Linked DNA regions of Homo sapiens: region 2 is linked to region 1. The links are chromatin contacts, found by Hi-C or POLR2A ChIA-PET in ENCODE. All regions are on one chromosome and are shown on one strand. Each heading gives the region's core, a stretch centred on a gene start or an enhancer-like site at or near the end of the contact. The rest is flanking DNA. Distances are from core to core; before and after follow the strand shown.

Region 1 (5,350 bases), core at 2,023-4,522:
AGTCAAGTGTGGGGGTATGTGCACCTGCAATCCCAGCTACTTGGGAGGCTGAGGCAGGAGAATCACTTGAACTTGGGAGGCGGAGGTTGCAGTGAGCCGAGATCACGCCACTGCACTCCAGCCTAGGCAACAGAGCGAGACCCCATCTCAAATAATAACAATAATAATAAATAAATAAATAAATAAATATTGGAAAGTTCACTGAGATCAATTATGTTAAACATACTATATGAAGAAACTCCTACTTGTGATAATATTCATCTGAAGCCATTTAAACAGGAGAAGTTCAGGTGGGTAATGAGTGATGAGCATTTACTATGTATTAACAACATGCTACAAACTGGGATACAATGATCGAGCTATTACAGTGAATAAGACTATAGAACACAAAAGAAAGGTTTTAAGGGAGTGTGTGGTATAAATCCTTTTTTTTTTTCTTTTTGAGGTGGAATCTCGCTTTGTCGCCCAGGCTGGAGTGCAGTGGCATGCATGATCTTGGCTCACTGCAACCTCTGCCTCCTGTGTTCAAGCAATTCTCCTACCTCAGCCTCCCAAATAGCTGGGATTACAGGCACACGCCACCATGCCCAGTTAATTTTTATATTTTTGATAAAGACAGGGTTTCACCATGTTGCCCAGGCTGGTCTCAAACTCCTGACCTCACGTGATCCGCCCGCTTTGGCCTCCCAAAGTGCTGGGATTACTGGCACAAGCCACCACGCCCAGCCGGTATAAACCCTTTTTTAAGGATATCTTTTCACTTGAACAGAAACAAACTCAACATAGAGAAAAATTAGTTGAAATATGCAAGCTTTGGCTATTCGGTGTAATAGTCTCAAAACTGAAGTATCCTCAGGTGTGGGCCAGCATTGGATTTGGAGTCTGAAGACCTGGGTTCAAGTCTTCTGTTCAAAAATAATATACAGGGTCAGGCACGGTGGCTCAAGCTTGTAATCCCAACATTGCGAGCCCAAGGCGGGTGGATCACCTGAGGCTAGGAGTTCGAGACCAGCCTAGCCAACATGGTGAAACCCCATCTCTACTAAAAATACAAAAAGTAGCCGGGCGTGGTGGCAGGCACCTGTAATCCCAGCTACTTGGGAGGCTGAGGCAGGAGAATCGCTTGAACCCAGGAGGCAGAGGCTGCAGTGAGCCGAGATCATGCCACTGAACTCCAGCCTGGATGACAGAGTGAGACTCCGTCTCAAAAAAAAAAAAAAAAAAAAAAGGTAATCAACAGATGCCTTCCAAAGTGCTTTCAACTCAAAGCCCATTCTCAGACTAAAACAATAGCAAGCATCACCATTTTACAGAATGAGAAATCAGTCAATGTTAAGCTTAGCAGCTCTTACAAGAATGCAATCAGTAGCAAAAGAAAGCTTAAATACAGGTAATCTGATTTTTCAGCTTACTGATCTACTAAGGAAAACTGCACATCTTTTCATAACTAAAGCGTTTCTGAAACTGCAGCATACATTAAGCATTTCATATGCCGCCCATTAAATAACTAATATATTCTATTTCACAAACAGGAAAAGAGGTTGAACACCATTATGTAAGTAGTAACATAGGATAGTACCCCTGTTCTCTTATGACACATTCTTAACAGTACTGGTTTTTAAGGCGAGGGAGAAAAGAACCAGGAAGTGGACCAGTGGGAGATAAACACAGGTTAAAATCCCGTCCAAAAAAAAAAAAAAATTTACATCTTCATAATGGCATCCAAATTCAAGTGTTTGGGTTTTGGCTTTTTTACCTAACAATATACTGTTGTGACTTGACTTTTCCATTACCGTGTAATAATGTTTCTTTCCTATTGGAAGCAATCTCTCCTAATCTCCCAAACCTAAAGTAGAATTATTCATTTCATCTTCTTCCTAAATGAGACCTCGACAATATGCCATATAAAGGAAAATGGGCTCTTAGGCGTTTCTCCTTCTTAGTAAAATGCCAATGCAACATATGCCAACACTGGAGACAAAAAAATTCTACTTGAATTTACTGTGAAAAAAAGATTTATAGCATTTTTTAAACCTACATGTTCATTTCTGTGCCATTAACTTTTTGAGGCATTCTACAGAGTCTCCAACAAAGAGAGAAATAAGTATTAGGATCACAACCTACGAATCTGGGTGGAACAAAGACTTCTCCTTTCATTATGCAGAGAAAACCAAGTTGCCAAAAAAAAAAAACGGTCCCCTCAGATACCATGCACGGTTACTAACTGCACGTCTGGGTACAGAGAAGGAAAAATCATCTGGTCAAAAGCCCAAATGCCGCCCCGGCCTACCCTCGCCCCCCGCCCCCGCCCCCTTTGCCCATGGCCTCGCCCCAGAGCTAGAGTTCCAATATTTTTCTCCCCAATAAAGGGAAGCGGTTTAACCCTTTGAGTTCCACAACCTTGCGTTCTTCTACGCAGGCGCCCCTCCAGCGCAATCCCAGTTCTAAATCGAGTCGCTGCCCCTTTCCGCGACCACACCCAGATCCCCAAAGGCCTGCTCCCATCCCGACCATTGATGTGAGAAAGGCCAAAACCGGCCCCAGCGGGGCTCCCAGCCCCGCCGCTCCCTCTCTTCCTCCGGGCCAAGGCGTGCCCAGAAAGGGACGCGAGCGCGCCCCTCAGTTCTCGCACGGGCTCGACCAAGGGGCGAGGAAGGAAGAATCGGCGCAGCGGCGAGATGGGCACGAACCTCGCGCTCACTTGCTGCTCAGTGCCAGGGCGAGGGGCGTCGCTCTGCCCCCAGAATCCAACTGGTAATGTGGGAAAGGTGTGGTCCAGGACCGGTGACCTCGAACCGGGGCCCAGCAGTTCGCAGATCCTCACCCCGCGATGCTGGGGCCTCACCCACGACCCCAGCCCCCTCCCAGTCGGCACCCAAGCCCACTAAAGACCCCTCTCCGGGGCCGCAAACACAGTCCTCGGGGCCGCCCGGTCGGAGCCGTGTCAGGTGGTGACAGGAGGCGACGGGTGACCATGGCAACCCGAGGTGTGCAGCGGACCGACCCAGCCTCCGACTCCCGGAGTCACCCACCTGAGGGCTCCAGGGCAAGCCCGGAGGAGCGGCGGAGGAGAACGCGGCTGGGAGGCCGGCGGCCAGGGCCCCGAAGCGGCCGGCTCCGGGCTGCGGCAGGAGCACGACGGCGGCGGTCTGGGTTTGGCGTCGGTCCTCCCTCCTACCGCCCGCGCGTCAATCCATCAGTTCGTCAATCCGTCCTTCTCACGTCCGCCCCTCCCGGCCCAGCGACTCCTCAGCTCAGCCTCTTGCAGACTGCGGTTGTCAAGTGCCGGGGAGCCGAGCTCTACCCGCGAGCGGCAGCCAATCGCCGCGCTTCCCCGAGGCGCCTCAGGACCCCGCCGCGCGGGGCGGCCAGGCAGGTGCCTGAGCCGAAGGGCGAGTCGGCGGGGCGGGGCGGGGCGGGGAGGGGCGTGGAGGGGCGGGCCCAAAGCTGGGGCGGGGAGGGGCGGGGCGGACCAAAGCCTGGGCGGGGCGGACCAAAGCCTGGGCGGGGCGGGCGGGGGTCGGGCTTGGAGGGACCGGCTAGGGGCCCGGGGGAGTAGCAGAACGGGTGCGGCAATAGCGTGAGACTGGTGGCAGGGACGTAGACCCTTAGCTGGCCGGTGACCCCATGTCCCAAAATAGCACGAACAGGATTGTCGCCTGCAAATGGAGAAGACTGCGCATTAGGATTGACTCTTCATACTCCTCCCCGATAATTAATAAAGGTTAATGAAATTAATGTTGCCTTCTACCCTTCTTTCGCTGCTTTCCTAGGTCCCACTTCGTCCCAGAAAACTCCAGTAGTTTGTTTGTCCCCTTCCTGGTTTCTCATTTTGCAAAGCTGATCTGCCTTGAAAGCATTTTTCAGTTACTTAACATTTAATATGTTCAGGTTTTGTCTACTCCTGTTGGTTGTAAGCCCCTTATTCCACAAATATACGTGATGTTCAACCGAGCTTAATTAAGCATCCAGGAAGTATAACCATAAGGAAGAATACAATTACACAAACCTGTAAGAACATCATTCTCGGCCAGGCGCGGTGGCTCACGCCTGCAATTCCAGCACTTTAGGAGGCCGAGGCGGGCGGATCACCTGAGGTCAGGAGTTTGAGACCAGCCTGGCCAACATGGTGAAACCCCGTCTCTACTAAAAATACAAAAATTAGCCGGGTGTGCTGGCAAGCCTCCTGTAATCACAGCTACTTGGTAGGCTGAGGCAGGAGAATCGCTTCAACCTGGGAGACGGAGGTTGCAGTGAGCCGAGATCATGCCACTGCACTCCGGCCTGGGTGACAGAGCGAGAGACTCCGTCTCACAGAAAAAAGAACATCATCCTCACAGAGGCGAAAGTCCAGAGTGAGCTGGACCTCCCAAAAGGGGAAAATGGGGTAACAGTCTGGTAAAGAGAATAAACATCAAAAATATTTCTGGCACTCCCATGCTTATTGCAGTACTATTCACAATAGCCAAAATATAGAATCAACCTATGTCAATCAACAGACAAATGGATAAAGAAAATGTGGTACATATACACAATGCAATCTTTTTTTTTTTTTTTTTTTTTTGAGACGGAGTCTCGCTCTGTCGCCCAGGCTGGAGTGCAGTGGCGCCATCTCGACTCACTGCAAACTCCGCCTCCCGGGTTCACGCCATTCTCCTGCCTCAGCCTCCCGCGTAGCTGGGACTACAGGCGCCCGCCACCAGGTCCGGCTAATTTTTTTTTTTTTTTTTGTATTTTTATTAGAAACGGGGTTTCACCGTGTTAGCCAGGATGGTCTTGATCTCCTGACCTCGTGATCCACCCGCCTCGGCCTCCCAAAGTGCTGGGATTACAGGCGTGAGCCACCGCGCCCGGCCACACAATACAATCTTATTCACCCATTAAGAAAGAATGAAATCCTGTCATTTGCAGCAACATGGATGGGACGGGAGGACATTATGTTAAGTGAAACAAGACAAGCACAAAAAGACAAATATTGCACGTTCTCACACATATGTGGGAACTAAAAGAATTGATCTCGTGGAGGTAGTGAATAGAATGGTGGTTACCAGAGGCTAGAAAGTGTAGTGGAGGGCAAAGGGGGGATAAAGAGGTTAATGGGTACAAAAATACAGTTATGTAGCAGGAATAAATTCTAGTGCTCAATAGCATAATTGGGTGACTATAGTTAACAATAATCTATTCTATATTTCCAAACAGCTAGAAGAGAAGATTCAGAATGTTCCCAACACAAAGAAATAGTAAATGGCAGGCCAAGCGTGGTGGCTTATGCCTGTAATCTCAGCACTTTGGGAGGCCGAGGCGGGCAGATCACGAGGTCAAGAGGTCAAGAGATCGAGACCATCCTGGC
Region 2 (5,350 bases), core at 740-3,239, 5.7 Mb after region 1:
TTTTGTTTGTTTAAAACAAAAATCGATGGCCCTACACGATGTGTCTTCAGGTGGGGAGAAGGGAAAATAAGGGTAGAGGGTAAAGCCAGACTGCACGTCAGCTTTCACGCTTTCAATTTTGATTTGCTAGGACTTTACCAGATTTTCACCCACACTCGCTAAAGGTCACACTTAAGTCAGTACTTACAAAAAAAGAAAACCTATCTTCTGTGCCTCAAATACTTTAGTTTTCAACTCAGCTGCTATAAATAATCATCTCGATGGTAAACATCCAGAACAGCTGCAAAACCAAACTATTACCTTCTCTTTTATTTTAGTCCCAGGGCTAAAACGAAACAAAAAGAAGGCCAAATATTTATCTAAGTTTTATGACTCAGGTATATCCCTACTGAAGTATATAAAGCCCCTCCTTACCCACACCAAGGATATCCATTATTGGTTAGTACCAAAAGAAAACCAAGGTATGTATTATAGTGCTCCTCAATGCAATATCAAGAATGTTTGCCTTTAGTTACTCAAAATGAAAATTACTCAGCATTTTAGTATAGAGTAGCTTATATCTGTGGGCTATAATTTGAAACCTACATTCTAAAAAAGTAGGTTAGTAGCAGTGGCTGAGAACTGCCAGTTCATACCAGCCTGATGAAAATTTAAGCCTCTCAAAAAGATTTAACTACCACAGTGCCTTTGAGCATTCTCCCTCTCCGCCCTGTCTCCCAACTGTTTAAAGAGCGCCATATTCTTTTACTCATTTAAGGTGCAAAACACGAAAATTAACTTGCCCAACAACGTTCAGATATTCTTTGCAGATTCAAGCCTGTTTCAGGGAGCGTTCTCTGCTTCACCTGTGAGTTAAGCAAGACGGCCGCCATCTGGGTGTTTCTAAGGGAAAACCTTAAAGCAAAAGAACCTTGGCACTAAGATTTCGTATTGATAAAATAGCATGGCAAAAATTTGAAGCTGTCTCCGACGGGGGAACTCTAAAACATTCTACATAGAATGACGAAGCCAGGCCGTTCATTGCACAATGTGGGTGGGCCAGGCGCTGGCACCATGAGAACTACAGGAGGTGGAAGGGAGGACACTACTGAGCTTTCAGGGCGCACGCCCATTCCCCAAGATAGAGGGGTGGGAGCCACGTGCCTAAAAGATTAGGGACTGGTTCCCTTTCTCAAGACGCCGAAGGGGAGACAATGAGGGGAAGGTTGGGTGCTGAGACCCTGCTCTAGGTGACTGGAGTAACGATGTCAATTCCGCCACACTACTGTGCCAGATGTGGCTGGGGAAAGGTGTCTTTAAACACTTCCCCTAAGATATCTAGATGGAGCAGGGTCTCAGTCTATACACAAAGAAGGCGCCACTGCCGCACTGCGCTCTGGTACTGGTAGTCAGATTCCCAAGCAGGTAACGGCCAGGAAACTACAGGGTCCAGAGTCAAAGTAGGCCCCTCTTCTCGGTCTCAGGCTCTTCCAACCTCACACAAAGGACCGCGCCACCACCCCCTCGCCCCGCCCGCCGGGACATGTAGTTCCCGTTTCCCCAGACAAGCCGCAGATGGGGAAGCAGCCAGACTACAGATCCCAGCAGCCTCCGCGCCCGAGCCCCGCACCCTCTGCCTCCATCTTGGCTGCTGTCGGAGCCTCCATTTTCGCTCCCTCCCCCCACTTTAGTCACCACCACCACTACCACCACGCGCAGCCGGCTGGCCTCAACTCCTCGTTTCAGCTCTGCGACCTGACATGAGGCCCAGGCAGTTGAACGGGAGACGTATGAAAAAGCCCAGGGCAGGGAATCGGGGTGCATTCTTCCCCACCTAGAGCTCTACGAGTGCCCACCTTGACTCAGAAGGCTTCTCGTTAGCCTTGGTCTTATTCTCAGCCCTTCCCCTGGGTTTCTGCTACCCCCAGTTGGACCCTGAGGTCGTACTCACCCCAACAGCTCAGCGCCCCCTCTCCAGCGCCGCCATAAGCAGCACGGCCCGGTACGTAGGAATAAATCTCGCTTCTCTCGCGAGAGTTGCGGGCTCCGGGCGCGTGCACGAGAAGGGGCGGAGTGAAGCGTACTCTCAACACGCTTGCGCAGCAGGGCTAAGTGACGCCAAGCAGTTTGCTGCACTTAACCACAACCAACATGGTGGCTGCATTACATTACATTCCTTCTTGGGTGTGCTGCGGGAAGCAATCTCGGTGTTTACTGACTCCTCCTGGACACTAGGGGTGGCGGGTGGCTTTAGGCGTCTCTAGTCTTCGAGCGTTTGAATACGTTTTAGCCCACAATAATGGGGTAAACCTTGAAGGCCAACAATTCTGATGGCATATTCAGGAGTCATAAAAAATGATTTATCTTTTCCCAGCAAAAATCCGGAAGGACCTCACACTCGTTTCTTCTTATAGTGCAAGCATTCTTTCTTACGTCTACTGTTTTAGAGGAATTTCATTAGTATAGAGTCAGCTTTGTAGCAAGGTAATTTAGAAATCTAAATGAGACCTTTGTTTTCCACGAAAAACATTGCAACAGATGCACAAGAGTGAGCAAGGCTGCATAATCACTAAACAAAATGAAACAAATTCAGTCAACTGACCTTTCAAGTTACGAAAGATATTCCTGTTGTGTCAGGTAATCAAAGAGGGTGGATCAGTAATTAAAAGGTTGAAATAAGAGCAAAGAGATGATTCATCCAATGGGGGAAGAAGGAAGGAGAAAAATGGGTAATTATGACCACAGGAAGTTCAATGGATTATCCCCTGCCAGACAGTAGAGCATGCTCCTCTGGTGAGAGGAATGCTTTTCCCAGATTCAATGCTTCTGTTTTCACAGATTCACTGGCTCTCTCACTTGACAGTATTGGATAAATAATGAGCAGCCAGTCTTCTGAGAACTCTCCTACCCACTTTTTGCTTACAACACATTTATTTGACATGTTGTATGTGTAACCACTGGGAAGTATACAGTTGTAAAGAAAATCGGATATAGACTTGTCCTCAAGGAACTTTTAGTCTAGCATCATTGATGATCACAAAAACAAATCTAAACATACACATTGGAATAAGTGCAATGAAGGAAAGACAACCTTCAATTCAACCTCTTGAATTCTAAGAGGAGGCCGTGTCCCATTTCTGTTCAAAAATTTCCTCACCACCTTTGTTGCTGGTGTCCAGTCCCATGTATAACACCTCAAAACTGCCTTTTTGCTCTCTTTGATGCCTTCCCACGCTTTCCTAAGCACAAATATTTGCTTCATTTTCAATGCTTTCATAGCTCACTCTATTGTAATTATTAGTTTTTACTAGGTAGTAATACTCTAGCACAGAGCTTATGAAATTCATCTTTGCATCCCTGGTTGTTGACAGTGCCCGCTCTCAACAACTCTCAAAAGCTTGTTGAATAAATAGCACTGGACAACAGTATGATAAGTTGTTAGAAATTGGAATATATTTCTGGGAAACTACAGAATGTAAATTTTTTTTTTTTTCAGATGGAGTTCACTCGTGTTGCCTAGGCTGGAGTGCAATGGCATGATCTCAGCTCACTGCAACCTCCGCCTCCCGGGTTCAAGCAATTCTCCTGCCTCAGCCTCCTGAGTAGGTGGGATTACAGGCGTGCACCACCACACCCGGCTAATTTTTGTATTTTTGGTAGAGACAGGGTTTCACCATGTTGGCCAGGCTGGTCTCGAACTCCAGATGTCGTGATCCACCCGCCTCAGCCTCCCAAAGTGCTGGGATTACAGGCATGAGCCACCGCACCCGACCTAATTTTGTATTTTTAGTAGAGACAGAGTTTCTCCATGTTGGTCAGGCTGGTCTCCAACTCCTTACCTCAGGTGATCCGCCCACCTCGGCCTACCAAAGTGCTGGGATTGCAGGCATGAGCCACCACGCCTGGCCCAGAATGTAAATATTTCAAACCAGCTGTTTTGTTTAATTCACCCAGTTCTTAAATCGAGATCTCCCCTTCCTGCAATACAGCTGGTCTGTGTATTCTAATCTAATGTTATAGAGAAACTGTACCAGGCTCTTGCGCTAGATATGAGGTCATGTGAAACTAATTAGGTAATTAGGTAATTCTACTTTTAGTATACATTCTCAAATATCACAGCAATAGGAAATGTAAAAAAAAAAAAGTCTTACTAAATTATATCAATACAATTACTATTAATAAGGAAGGATAAAGCCTTGATTTCTACCATTACACATAGCTTCTGAAAACCTTCTTTAATTATATAATCATTTCATCATCATCATTCTGAATATATCCCAATTGTCTTTAAATTCCTTTAAATTCCTCCTTGTTCCAAAATTAATATCAATTTACATTTAACACAAAATGCAGTCTGTATAAACCGAGAAATATACATTTTAGCTTCTAATGCATTAAAGAAAGTAACAGGTGGAACAATTTGATATAAATCACAAGTTAAAATGATTTACTGTTTCTACAAGTAAAACCCACAAACAGAAGTAGGTTTCATTATTAGATCACTACATAATGATTTTTTTCAGATGAATTTTGAAGTCAAATCAAAAACTGAAAAAATGTGGTTATCTTTTTATGTTTTTTTTTAAATTAAATCAGAAACTTGTTAAATCACTTTGGAAAACCATCTCCTATGCAACAGGGTGACATGGATTTTGGGAAGATAGTCTGTTAAGGAACCATCAGAAAAAAATTTGAGAAATTATTTTTAGTTATTCATCATATTTAGTTTTCTACTCTGAAAAACTTAGACAATGAAATTGATAATGATTGTGTGCTTTTTTTCCCTCTACAATCATCAATAAGTACATTATCTCTGAAGTCTACTTTAGAATCAAAAGTAAGCATTTCTTACAGTTTGTAAGGTTTTCTTGAGCAGCGGTGGGTGAGATTTTTGTCATTTCTCTGTCGAATGAGAAAAATTAGGTCAATATAGAGCTTTTTTAAAAAAATTAAATAAGGCTAAATTTATTCCAGATTTTAAGAGTTGTTTTTATTCTGACATGTCCTCCCTGTTTAGGGAAACTAAAGAGGATCTTCTTTTATAAAATTATGATAGGCTGGGCACGGTGGCTCACAACTGTAATCCCAGACTTTAGAAGCCAAGGTGGGAGGATCGCTTGAGCTCAGGAGTTCCGGACCAGACTGGGCAATGTAGCGAAACCCCGTCTTTACAAAAAAATTGAAAATTAGCCAGGCATGGTGATGCATGTGTGGTCCCAGCTACTCAGCAGGCTGAGATGGGAAGACTGCTTAAGCCTGGGAGGTCATGGCTGCAGTGAGCCATAATCGTGCTATTGCACTTCAGCCTGGGCAACAGAATGAGACAAGGTCTTAAAAAATATTTCATTAAATAAGATAAAATTATGATAAT

What was found. A loop is a pair of places that touch in the nucleus more often than their neighbours do. ChIA-PET counts read pairs that join two places held with the same protein, here RNA polymerase II (POLR2A). Pooled maps may share reads with other maps.
Region 2: a loop to region 1 is called in a map of B cell, with 25 times the contacts of the local background. The contact joins the promoter of CSDE1 here to the promoter of WDR47 in region 1. A Hi-C loop is called at or near these places in 1 of 168 maps with a recorded cell type or tissue (B cell) and 5 of 50 pooled maps. POLR2A ChIA-PET finds 5 or more read pairs at or near these places in 1 of 52 experiments (IMR-90).

Annotation. Positions count from the first base shown.
Region 1 is chr1:109,038,830-109,044,179 of GRCh38, forward strand. WDR47 (WD repeat domain 47) reads right to left here and starts at 3,273. Exons shown (of 15, transcript NM_001142551.2): 1 at 3,033-3,273. RefSeq lists a silencer at 2,921-3,470.
Region 2 is chr1:114,755,995-114,761,344 of GRCh38, forward strand. CSDE1 (cold shock domain containing E1) reads right to left here and starts at 1,990. Exons shown (of 20, transcript NM_001007553.3): 1 at 1,931-1,990. RefSeq lists enhancers at 1,387-1,706, 1,542-2,535, 1,907-2,196.